4 separate regions of the Homo sapiens genome follow, and regions 1, 3 and 4 are each linked to region 2. A link is a contact called in ENCODE Hi-C or POLR2A ChIA-PET data. All regions are on one chromosome and are shown on one strand. Each heading gives the region's core, a stretch centred on a gene start or an enhancer-like site at or near the end of the contact. The rest is flanking DNA. Distances are from core to core; before and after follow the strand shown. Region 1 holds the start of DDX42 (DEAD-box helicase 42). Region 2 holds the start of INTS2 (integrator complex subunit 2). Region 3 holds the start of TANC2 (tetratricopeptide repeat, ankyrin repeat and coiled-coil containing 2). Region 4 holds the start of PPM1D (protein phosphatase, Mg2+/Mn2+ dependent 1D).

The links. Hi-C counts contacts between places; a loop is a spot of excess contacts on that map. ChIA-PET counts read pairs that join two places held with the same protein, here RNA polymerase II (POLR2A). Pooled maps may share reads with other maps.
Region 1: a loop to region 2 is called in a map of gastrocnemius medialis, with 4 times the contacts of the local background. The contact joins the promoter of DDX42 here to the promoter of INTS2 in region 2. A Hi-C loop is called at or near these places in 1 of 168 maps with a recorded cell type or tissue (gastrocnemius medialis) and 2 of 50 pooled maps. POLR2A ChIA-PET finds 5 or more read pairs at or near these places in 1 of 52 experiments (IMR-90).
Region 3: a loop to region 2 is called in a map of CD4-positive, alpha-beta T cell, with 4 times the contacts of the local background. The contact joins the promoter of TANC2 here to the promoter of INTS2 in region 2. A Hi-C loop is called at or near these places in 2 of 168 maps with a recorded cell type or tissue (CD4-positive, alpha-beta T cell and naive thymus-derived CD4-positive, alpha-beta T cell) and 7 of 50 pooled maps.
Region 4: a map of naive thymus-derived CD4-positive, alpha-beta T cell shows a loop between it and region 2 (8-fold over the local background). The contact joins the promoter of PPM1D here to the promoter of INTS2 in region 2. A Hi-C loop is called at or near these places in 1 of 168 maps with a recorded cell type or tissue (naive thymus-derived CD4-positive, alpha-beta T cell) and 9 of 50 pooled maps. POLR2A ChIA-PET finds 5 or more read pairs at or near these places in 1 of 52 experiments (B cell).

The regions. Positions count from the first base shown.
Region 1 is chr17:63,772,685-63,775,503 of GRCh38, reverse strand. DDX42 (DEAD-box helicase 42) reads right to left here and starts at 1,334. Exons shown (of 18, transcript NM_203499.3): 1 at 1,128-1,334. It overlaps CCDC47 (coiled-coil domain containing 47), which reads left to right and starts at 1,907. Exons shown (of 13, transcript NM_020198.3): 1 at 1,907-2,092. RefSeq lists a silencer at 1,006-1,295 and enhancers at 1,426-1,735, 1,448-2,032.
Region 2 is chr17:61,926,636-61,929,335 of GRCh38, reverse strand. It overlaps INTS2 (integrator complex subunit 2), which reads left to right and starts at 1,354. Exons shown (of 25, transcript NM_001351695.2): 1 at 1,354-1,682; 2 at 2,674-2,700. The coding sequence starts at 2,692. RefSeq lists a silencer at 1,224-1,323.
Region 3 is chr17:62,964,641-62,967,739 of GRCh38, reverse strand. TANC2 (tetratricopeptide repeat, ankyrin repeat and coiled-coil containing 2) reads right to left here and starts at 1,505. Exons shown (of 28, transcript NM_001394998.1): 1 at 991-1,505. RefSeq lists a silencer at 1,429-1,618.
Region 4 is chr17:60,598,564-60,601,463 of GRCh38, reverse strand. It overlaps PPM1D (protein phosphatase, Mg2+/Mn2+ dependent 1D), which reads right to left and starts at 1,271. Exons shown (of 6, transcript NM_003620.4): 1 at 578-1,271. The coding sequence starts at 1,049. RefSeq lists enhancers at 1,152-1,201, 362-1,349, 1,350-2,338.

The DNA of each region.
Region 1 (2,819 bases), core at 85-2,584, 1.8 Mb before region 2:
TCCAACACCACCACCTCCCCAACCCCCTTTCCAGCTTTCTTTTCCCTAAGATACTGATCATCTTCTAACATTCAGTATAATATATGTATCTGTTTGCCTCTCCTCCCGCTACTAGAAAGTTAAGTTCCCCAAAGGCAGGGGTCTAACACCTATCCCTATCACCTAGAACGGCGCTAGAGAATAGGCACCAATAAAAATACCCCTTGAATGAACGAATTGCACATTAGGCTACACAATGCTTCTTCCAGGTACAGGAAGATATATTTTCTTTTCCCAGCTGTCAAAATATAAACATTAATTTTTGTACGAAACACTCATTGCTCACCTCTTATGTGCCAGAAATGAGCTTGGCTCTGCAAAGCGCCTTAAGACATAGTCCCTGCGCTTGAGGAAGTCCTGGGTGTGTATACGAGAGAGGACAGACATAGAAACATCATTGACAAAAAGAAAACACAGGGAAGCCACAAGAAATTGGATAACTGCCTATAGGAGTGGGGGCAAGAGGGAAATTCTCAGTGATGAGAATGTAATTCCCCAAAACTCTCGACAGCTTCTCCTGTTTTTGATGCATATGTTTGCAATTCCATGTAAATTATTTATTCACATCAGATACGCTCTCAAGTAGGCCGCAAAAAAGTTTGTGTGACTACAGTGATGCTAATAATCGACCTACTCAACGCTGCACAAAGATCATCGCCTATATCTTTTCACTCCTCTCATTTGGCAGCTTTTGCCTCTCAGGACCCCAAATTCGGAGGCCTGCATCTCCCAAGCGCTGCCTCCTTGGGTCAGAATTCTCCCCGCGCTATTCCTGCCCTGGAGCCGGGCACCCTGCAAATCCTTTTCCTAGGCGAGGGGGCGCCGCCTCCGGAAAGCCGCCAACTGGGCCTCGGTAAGACTTGTGAGGGAAGCGGGAGCTGTGGGAGGGCGACGCGGCTAGGAAGGAACCCTAGAGGCCTCAGCCCCCACTCCCACCCCTTCCCGGCACCCCGGCCGCCGGTGCCCCGAGGCTCTGCCGACTCTTTGTTAAGCGAGGCCGCGGTTCCTCCGCCCTCGCTAGGCCCAGCAGTTGCCTCCAGTGCCCCCAAGGACTGGCGGCCTTGCGTCCAGAAACCCCACGCACAAACCTGCTGCTATGGCTGCAGCGGCAGCTGCTACAACCGCGGGCGCGGAGCGAATCCCGGAGCCCAAAGTACGCGCTGTCCCGGCCCGGTCCCGCCGCGCTCCTTCCTCTCCGCCCCCTTCGCCGCCGCCGCCGCCACCACCACCACCGCCGCCGCCACCGCCACCACCGCCACCGCCTCACGGCCCGTTGCTGAAGGGGGGAGGGGAACAAAAACGCGACATGCGCAGTGAGGAACGCGCGGGCAGAAGGGCGGGGCCGGGGCTACGGCTCCCGGAAGGCGCCTGACCTTAAAGCTCCAGAACGCCTCACAGGCTCCTCAGATACTCTGACGGGAAACTGCAGTTGGGTGGACAGTGTTCATGACCCATCTAGAAAGTGGGTCTGCGAATGAAGAAAAAGTGGCGTCAAGGGGCTAGCCAAAAATCCCAAGAGAAAACGGGTTGGACAGAAACCATATTTACATGAACATGCCTATAGTTTAAACTGTTGCATATACTACTAGAGCGACACTCTTGCCTCTGGCCACGTGGTCCCACACAGCATGGCCACCTTTAGCTTCCGGAGCACCGGTTCCGTGTGACGTCAACTTGACGGAATCCTAGGTAGGAGGATTGGGATAGGCGAGGGCAGTTCCGGCCCAGGGGCGGGGATTATGTAATTTTCCCAAAAGCCCCACCTCGCCTCAGCCGGGCGGGAGAGAGGGAGGTCTCGCGCTTTCCCCGGGGTTGCGTCCCGCCCCGCAGGCTGCGCGCAGGCGCTGACGAGCCGCTCGCATTCTACGTAACGGACGGCGGAGGCTACGTGAAGAGAGGCGCGGCGTGACTGAGCTACGGTTCTGGCTGCGTCCTAGAGGCATCCGGGGCAGTAAAACCGCTGCGATCGCGGAGGCGGCGGCCAGGCCGAGAGGCAGGCCGGGCAGGGGTGTCGGACGCAGGGCGCTGGGCCGGGTTTCGGCTTCGGCCACAGGTAAGGAGCGGGCCAGGACGCGCTCGTCGGCGTGGCCGGGCCAGGCCGAGCGGTGACTCCGAGTTGCTTGGCCTGTAGCCCGGTCCGGTTGAGATAATTGTAATGGTTTGGGGGAACTTTCCCACGGAGCTGTGAGCAAATGATAGCCAAAAGGGCAGAGTTAGAGGAAATGTACAGTGTGTGCCGGAGGATGACATTAGGATGTATTGATTCTCTTGGGTGGGGAGAAACTAGGCAAAGGGGTTTAATAGAAGCAAAAACCTCTGTGGCCAGTCTCTTCTGGAGGTTTCTAAAATGAAACGTGTTTGTATCCAACACATATAAAGAGACAGAGGAAAGTCTGCATGATTTCCAGAATACTCGTTTTGGCCGTTGTCAGGAAGACCTAATCTAAAATGACAACAAGGAATGATGGCCTCACTCAGTCCTCTTTCCTCAAGTCTAGACTCAGTCGCTGAGGAACTATTGGATGAGCTTGCAGAAAATAATCAAACCAGACTTGTTAGCGCTTGTGTGAATTTTCCTTGGTCCTGTGTTGCTTGCTTCAGGAGTCATAGAGGCTGGGTGGTCTGGCAAGGACTTGTGCATTTGAGAACTGACAGGTGCAGCGGAGACTTCTAAGAGGGAAAACCAAGGTAAAAATGGCTTGGATGATTGTAACCTAAATAACCTTGAAGGATCTCCATTATAGTGCTGAGTTATCTCAGAAGTGTTTCTATGGTGTGAA
Region 2 (2,700 bases), core at 105-2,604:
AGTGCGGTGGCATGATCTCTGCTCACTGAAACATCTGCCTCCTAGGTTCAAGTGATTTTCCTGTCTCAGCCTCCGAAGTAGCTGGGACTACAGGTGCTCCATCACCACGCTGGGGTAATTTTTTTTTTTTTTTTTTTTTTTTGAGACGGAGTTTCGCTCTTATTGCCTAGGCTGGAGTGCAATGGCACGATCTCAGCTCACCACAACCTCCGCCTCCCAGGTTCAAGCAATGCTCCCGCCTCAGCCTCCCAAGTAGCTGAGATTACAGGCGCACACCACCACGCCTGGCTAATTTTTGCATTTTTAGTAGAGGCGGAGTTTCACCATGTTGGTCAGGCTGGTCTCGAACTCCTGGCCTCGTGATCTGCCTGCCTCGGCCTCCCAAAGTGCTAGGATTACAGGCATGAGCCATCGTGCTCGGCCTAATTTTTATATTTTTTGTAGAGTTGGGGTTTAGTCATGTTGCGTCAGGCTGGTCTCGAACTCCTGACCTCAGGTGATCCGCCCGCCTCGGCTTCCCAAAGCGCTGGGATTACAGGCATGAGACACCACGCCCGGCTCTGACTTTATTTTTAAAGAGGTTATAAAGTGCTATATCTTTGTAAAATATTTTTATTTCCAGCTCCTAGCACAATATCTGGTAAATAGAAGTTGCCAAATAAACGTTGATCGAACTAGGAACAATAAATAGTATGAAGACATATGGACTAGCGGTTCTTCATATATAGACTAGTGGTTCTTTTCTGAGTGATCAGACTTCCTTTGAGAAGTTGTTGAAAGTTTTGGACCCTCTTCCCAGAAGAAGTGCCGAGCACTCAGTTCTGAACGGATTCCAGAGAATTCCTGAATCCCCGTGCATTGCCTCTCTAAGGTTCTATGGGTCCCCCAAGTTAAGAACCTGAAAGGAAGGTGTTTAACTTCTGACAGCGGAGGTGTGAGGTCAAGAGCGGAAGAAAGTTTGGGGTTAGATCACTTTTAAAATTCTCCCACAAATCCTGGGATTCTAGAATTTTGGTTCTGGGAAGGCACAGGCAAAGATTTAAAGAGTACAGTTTGGTACCACTAGTGTCAAAGAATAGTGGGAACGATTTTAACACACGTTATGCCATTTGAATGCCATGGCAATCCTGTGATGATGAAATTTAAGTTCTGAGGGGCTCAGTGGCTTGCTTGTCTAAAAGGAAGGAGCTGGTAGGCTCTGGAAATCAGAGCCTACCAGAATCACATTTCTAAATTTTTGGCGAACAAGTAGGGCAGGGCAAATAAAGTGGAGAAAGGGGCGGGGCCGCGCACGCGCACAGTTGCATTGGCGCCGACGTCTCTGCCTTTCCTCTCGCAGCCACCCTTCCTCTCAGACCAGTACGGTGGCCGACGGGAGTCAGACGCTGGGGATGAATGAAGGTGCTGGGTGCAGGTTGAAAAAGTCTCCCGCTTTTCCGTTCCTACAGTCCCGGTTCTGCCTTTGTGTGGTGCCCCCATCCTTCCCACTTTGTATCGACAACCCGGTTGGTCCCGGCGTCTGAGTTCTTGGTGTCCGAGTCGACTCGAGGCACAACTAGGGTTTGGGGTTCCGGATATCGCCTAGGCCCAACATCGGACCGCGCTCTCGATTTCTGCCGCGTCCCGCCTCTAGGACGCGGAGTCCGTGTGCGGTTCCGTGAGGCTGGAGGGTAGATCTTAAGGTATGAAGCGTCCGCTTCTCTGGCCTCAGCGCGTTCCTAGGTCCGTGTCGGAGCCTGGCCAGACTTTGCTCAGCCTGAGGGACTTATTGGTTCTAGTTGCGCCCGGGGCGAGACGGAGGAGCACGCAGGTCTTGGCTCCTCTGCTCCAGTCAGCCCGCCCCTCTGTTAAAAGAGCAGCCCCTCCCTGAAAGCAAAGCAGTTTTTACCCACGACTTTTACCCACGCTGCTGCTAGTCGGTCGGCCTTGAGAGGGGACTGCTTTGGCTGCCAGCTCACTGCCTTTTTGTTTACTTTTTGTGCCTTGGATGATTCCTGGAGACAGAGAAGTGCGCTAATGAGACGCGTCTTTCTCACATAGCACCCACACATCTGCTTTTTACCCGGTAACACAGGGGACATAGGATAGTGTTGTGGCCTCCAGAGCCTTGAATCTGGCATTGGTTCTGCCCAGTGATTTGCTAGTTTTTCCACCGACTCATGGAGGGTGAGAAAGAGAAGCCCAATAGTTCTTGATGTATATCGGGGTAGGCATGTGAAACTATCGGGGTATGAAAGAAAGCACTTAACTATGACCATTCACTTTTGTTTACATTTTGTGGAGCTCATGTGACTGATATAGTGGAGAAAGTCTTGGACTGGGATTTTAGTAGATGAGGATTCAGCCTTGGATTGTGCCTCTAACTAGTAATACTATTTTGGGCGTGTTACTTCATCTCTCTGGGCTTCATATTCCTTCTTTGTAAAATATGAGTATTAGAGCAGAAGATTCCTGAGGCTGGAAGAGACATTAATATACTCTGTTTTCTTTCCCATTTCCCAGGTGACAGTATAAACCTAGGGAGACAGAGAAGCCTTGTCTTGATTGTGCCAGGAACATTGCCAACATAGGGACCTATTAAAGATACACCACATTTTTCAGGGTTTTTAGAAAGTTGGGTGTTCATACATGTGAAAGTTAAACTCCTACTTTCATTTGTATTTTTACCATTAGGATCAACAAACAGTAATAATGACTGAA
Region 3 (3,099 bases), core at 256-2,755, 1.0 Mb before region 2:
TCAAAATGCCTGAAAATCTATCCCTTTTGTTCACCACACTGCTTTGTTTTCCTCATTACAGATATTTTCACCTGTGTAAAAATCAGGAAAAGGGCACATACGAAAAATACTTCCCTTTGCCTAATGATCTTTAACTCATAATTATGGTCAAGACGTTTGGGGTTTTGTTTGTTTCTTTTCCTGGAGAGGAGCAGAGAAGAGAGTGAAAGACACCCGAAACACCAAATCTTCTTCCTAATGTTAATTATCATTGTTTATGTTTTGTGAAGACCATTCTAAACATTCCACACCTGGAAATGAAGACTGGATACAATTGTACCAATGCTCTACACGCTGATGGCAAAACCTGGAATTATTTTAGCCCTATTTTTTCTTTCCAATCTCACAGCCAGACACAATTTGCTTTTTTTCTTTCACGTGGTTACTTTCTCTACCTCAAAAAAAATAGCTTATCATAGCTCCTCCCGATTTCCTATGGCAAAATATCTAGCAATGAGCCTTATTAATCTTTTATTATGCTACACCTCCTTTCCCAGAGGAATTATTAATATCGCTAATAACACTTCGACCATGAATTTCAACGCCACAGAGGCCAGCCCATCCTGTGCCTTACCTGGCACATTTCGCAACTACTTTTATGCTGCATTCTGGGGGCACATTTTGCAACTCGTTCTGCACCACATTCCCTGCCACGTTTAGCAATCCGCCTCGCATCTTATCCTTGGTCCCCGTCATCCAGAGACGCTCTAGGTACCAAATTCCATGACATCTTCGGTGACAGCCAAGTGGCGACCCCACACGCCTCTGAAGCCCGCCTTGGTGTCATATTCGGAGCCAGCCTTCCCCACGCCTTGGACACCGAGGCACTTCGCTGCCCATTTCGCCGTCTCCCCGCTCGCCCCCGCCCCTCTCCCCGGAGCCGAGGCTGTGGAGGCGAACGACCCTGTCACTGAAGCGACCTTTCCTCGCCCTGCTCCCCGGGCCCCTTACCTGCCGCTCTGAGGGGCTCTCTGCACCTCCGGGTCAAGCCCCAGTCCCCGGGGTCTCCTGTGAGGACCGCGCCGCCCGCCGGCGCCGCCCGCGATTCCCGGAGCACCTCGCAGTCCTCCAACGCCCCGCGGCGAGTCTGCACCCCGGAACGGCGCGGCGGGGCCTCGCAGCCGGCGAGCGCAGCCCGCGGCGGTGCTCCTGTCAGCGGCGGCTCGGGGGCCAGCTCTCGCCCCTCGGCTCGGCTCGGCGGCGGCGGGCGCCTCGCTCCGCCTAGCGCGCGGCACAGCCGGGAGGTGAGCGCGAGGGGGATGGGAATGGGGGCGGGGCCGCCCGAAGGAGGCGCGGAGGGCGGTGGCGGCGGGAGGGCAGCGCCAGCGGCCCTAGGCCGGGCGCTCGGAGCGCTCGCAGCTTCCCCCGCCGGGCGGGCGGCTCGCGCGAGGCGGCTGTGCCAGCGGGCCCCGCCGGAGCAGCGCGCCCAGCAACCCGCGCCCCGCCGGCCGCTCGCTAGCGCCGCCGCCGCGCTGGGGGCGTCGCACCCTCTGAGGCCGCCCGCAGCCCCGCCCCCTCCGGGCTGGGGTGGGGAGGGGCGCGAGCGCGGAGGGAGCGCGCGTGCGTGGGGGCGCGTGCGTGGTGGAGCGCGCGCGCCCCCGCCCCTTCCACAGTTTGGGGGTGGGGAACGGCTGGAAGAGGGAGTGGGGACGCAGCCCTCCTCCGCGCGGAGAGACGGGGCCCTGGCTCTGGCGCTCTGGGATGTCCTGGCATTTCTCGTATCCCCGGGGGGCTCGGACTTGTGGGTGGCATTTGGAGGGGCAGCAGGGAGGACGCTCGGTAACTGACAAGGCCCTACATAGTTGGGCTCCGCCCTCAGGGGTGATGTCACTCTCGAGGTGGCTGCTGCTGTCACGTGCGCCCATTTCAGGGCCTGTCCTCCTGCTTTGATGACCGGAATGCTCTCCTAGATCTCCCCCACTTCGGTCACCTCAGGCACATATCACTCTGAGAGTCCTCGAAGCCTACAAGTGTCAGTTATTCTTTCCCGGATTCTCAGTGGTAGTTTGTAGACGACTTCAAAAGGCCACGGTTGGCTGTGGGGAGAATCAGAATGAGAAAGAAAAACAAAACAACAGTGGGGTTTGTGGGGAGACCGAGACTGTTATTTAGAATAATGGCTGAAAATTCACCAACCACAGCTTGCAAACCTGAGGTAAAGTCGTGGCGCTGCTTCTGTCACTGCCAGGTTGACTAAGAAGTAGCGTGGTTTTAAGAGCTGGTCGACAAGGGCGGGAAAGCCACCACATTAATACCTCGTCGAACGATGTTAGGTCATATTTCACCCTCCACCTAGATCTTCTTCCCCTCTACTGTTTCCCTCCTATCATAAAACAGCAAGTCGGCTGTGGGAGGTATTTGGGACATAAACATCATCGCGTGCTGCAAGATGATGCGAAGCAATCACCGTTACCAACTCTGCCCGGCTCGCCTTCCCTTCCATAAACTGAGATGACCTTTCGTGGTCATCCAACTTCTTAATCAGATGACATGATTGGAAATAGATGCGCCAAATTACATCAATCAAGGAAGCTCTGTCTGTGGCGCTTCCAAGGTAGAGAGGTTTGTTTGATAACAGCACTTTAATCTGCCCCATCCTGTAGCACTTCATCCAGGAGTTTCTTCGATTTTCAAAAATTAGTATTAATTTCAGAACAATACAAGAAACTGGATATGAACATGTCCATCCAACAGCTCTTCTTTACAGTGAATGCTTGCAAAGTCAGAGCTAGAGCAGCTTTGAATAATACAGCTAACATGGCAAGGTGAAGGGCTGACATATGGAATCTTTTGGTGTTAACTCCAGAAAGTTAGATTAATCTAATGAAAACCCATCTACCTATGGTATTAGAGGCAAGGTAGTGATTACTTACAGGGGAATTGATTGAGAGGGGACAGGAGAGAGCCTTCTGGTTTGCTGGAAATATTCAATATCTTAATGGTTACCCGGGTGTATACATATGCAAAAAGATCTGTGCACTTCATGTCAGTTTTTTAAAATCACATACACACAAAGAAGCATTACAATGTCATCATCACTGCAGTCGGAAAACCTCAGTT
Region 4 (2,900 bases), core at 22-2,521, 1.3 Mb after region 2:
CATTACAACGGAATTCCTTCCAAAACTTTAAGTTGCCGGATGGTTACGTTTCAGCCCTTCTAAATTAGCTTACGCTTTACTCCAGCAACCAACCCCAGCAATCCCGGGTCAATCTGGAGAACTGACACCACCGGTAGGAGGCAACCGAGAGGGATAAGACTTTCAGGAGCAGAATTATGACAGATTCTCTAAGGAAACACTACAGTTTTTCCTTCGCCTGGCCCAGGTGCAACATCGATTTATCTTTTGGCCAAAATCTGGCGCCAGGTTTCAAACACGTTTCCTCTGGTTGCCACCAAAGTGAAGCAGGGAAGGGAGTGGACTGCTTCCCATTGATCCTTGGAGGATGGAAATAAAGCAAGAATAGGCTGCAGGGAGACGGCAATCCTATCTTCCCCAAGGCCGCTTGGTTTGCCCGGACCTCCACCCAGCAAAGCGCTATTACAGCTTTTAGTCACTTCCATCAGTGTATACTTTGGTTGCGCTCTGGGTGCCGGGGGCCCACGCGGGGCTGGTGCCATAAAAGCCCTGAACTGCCTGAAAAAGGGGCGGGCGCCAAACAAGCCAGGGAACTTACCCAGTTTCTTCCACATGGCAAGGTGACAAGCGAGAAAGCCTTTGCGGATGGCAGCGCAAACCTTAGCCGGCTCGGACGAGGTGAAACCCTTCTGCTTCTTGATGAAACCCCACAAGTGCTCCCGGGCAAACTGTGCCGCCTCCCGCCCGCCGTGCCCGTCGCACACGGCGAAAAAGGCCACGGAGGAACGGCGGCGGCAGCAGCGGCTAGGTGCCGGCGAGGCCCCGGCGTCCGGGAGAGGGTCGCGAGCCTCTCGGGCTGCCACCGCTGGGCCTTTCCCCGAGACTTCGCCGCCGGGAAGGGCGGCCGGCGACGGCCGCGGAGGCAACGGCTGAGACAGCGACCGCCGCGGCGAGGGCTTTTCTTCAGCCGTCGGTTCGGGCTCCACAACGATTTGAGTAACGTCCTCCATGTACTTCCTCCCGCCCTGGTCGGAGAAGACGCTCACTCCCAGCGAGTACAGCCCCGCCATGGCCGGCTGGCCGGGATCCCGCCGGTCCCACGCAGCCCGCCGAATCCGGCGGCGGGAGACACACTAGGCGCTCGCCGGCCAACTATTGTTTATCTTCGACGACGCCGAGAAGGGGGAGGGGGCGGACCCGGAGAAGGGGGGGCGCGCGATGTCTGGACTTGTCCGCGAGAGCTGGGCCGGAGCGCCGGAGCGAGCAGAGCCAGGCAGTTGCGCCTGCGCACTGCGCTTCCCCCCACCGCCCGCGCCCACCACACAAATCAGGCGTTCTCCCCCGCTGACGTCACTCGGCTCTCTAAGCTCGACCAATCCGGAGTCGAGTGGAGCGAGCCCGCCCTCCGTCCCCGCCTTCGCTCCCGCCTGCGACGGCCGCGCTGCCTCCTCCCGCCGCTGGCGCTGGGCCCGCGCATCTCCTAGTTTGCTTCCCCTACGCCGCGGGCGTTTTCGCCCTCCGGGTTGTCGGCAGTTGTTGATCCTTTCCCGAGCGGCTTGGTCTGTGTAGGCTTTTGGCTCAGTCCAGCGTTCTTAATGCGGCCTGCTGGCCTTGGCGTCCCGCTGCTTGCTTTGCTAGGAAGGTGGTGTGGGCTCGGGCCCCCAGCGAGTGGAGAATGAAGGGAGAAGAGTTCACCCTCCTCCTAAGCGAAATGGCGGGAAACCTCCCTTCCAAAGGGCGATTGTGAGCTGGCCGGAACAAGTGCTGCACCCTTGAGCTGGATCTGGGTGGGACGTATTCGACTGGGAATGGAGGAGGGAGGGAGTCCAGTTCTGTTGTTTAAAAAGCACTTAGGAAATTTCCACCGTCAGCTGCACAGTCTCGGTTCACATAACTAGGTATGTCAGAGACGTAAGAGGGCTGTATTCTAACGAATTCCTAGGCAGATCTTTTCAGCTTTTGTTAAAGGTAGTGCTCGTTCCGACCAGCTCTGGATACAGCATTTTATTCCTGCGGTATCACTTCAAGTTATCACTTGAAAATAACTGACAAACACTGCCAAGAGCCCCAGTGCTCTAACGGTTTGGTGATCGTCCCCTCTCTTCACCGAGTCGGTCACAATCCCAACGCTAAAACCTTTGCACGGATTTTCATGGAGTTAAGCCGCAGAGCGAGGAATACACTAGTATTTGCTCAGTAGCATACGTTTTGTAGTTGAATCACTTTAAAGTTCACTTTTCCCGTTTTTGGCCATTTCTTCATCAATCTGTACTTTCCTGTAAAACCTTTGAGATTTTCAAATGGCCTAAAAACAGTATGGAAACGGGAATGGGGGGAATGTACATACAGTTGGCACAAGAAATAAAAATAGAAAAAATCTTTATATCAATAAAAATATAAATAAGCAAAATCAGCTCAAGAAAATGTAGAAAATCTGAATAGATCAACTAAGTAAAAATAAATACAATTGAAGATATTCATTACCCCAAAAAGCACTAGACCAGATGGTTCCAGGGCATGGAAACGCTTGAAAAAAAAAATCCCAGCTTGTTTGGAGAGGTAATCATAACCCTGTTAGTAAAACCTAAGCATTATGAACACTAAAAGGAAACCTACAGACCCTGTTTTGTAACGATGAATACAAAAATCCTAAATGAAATATTAGCATTGTAATTAGGGAGCAGCCTCCATATCACAAGAACGGTTTGTGTAGCTCTATATTATTCATCTTACCGTTCACCACGTTTGACCCAAGAGATTACCAAAAGATAATTCCATCATGCTTTATAATCCTTTCCACCTCAATCACAACCAGTAGGATCTGCGTCATCCGTTTATTGCTCTAGTATCTCCATGCTACTCTCTGCTTCAATTACTCTGATTCCATATCCCACTCTTCACCAAATATCCTAACCATTTCA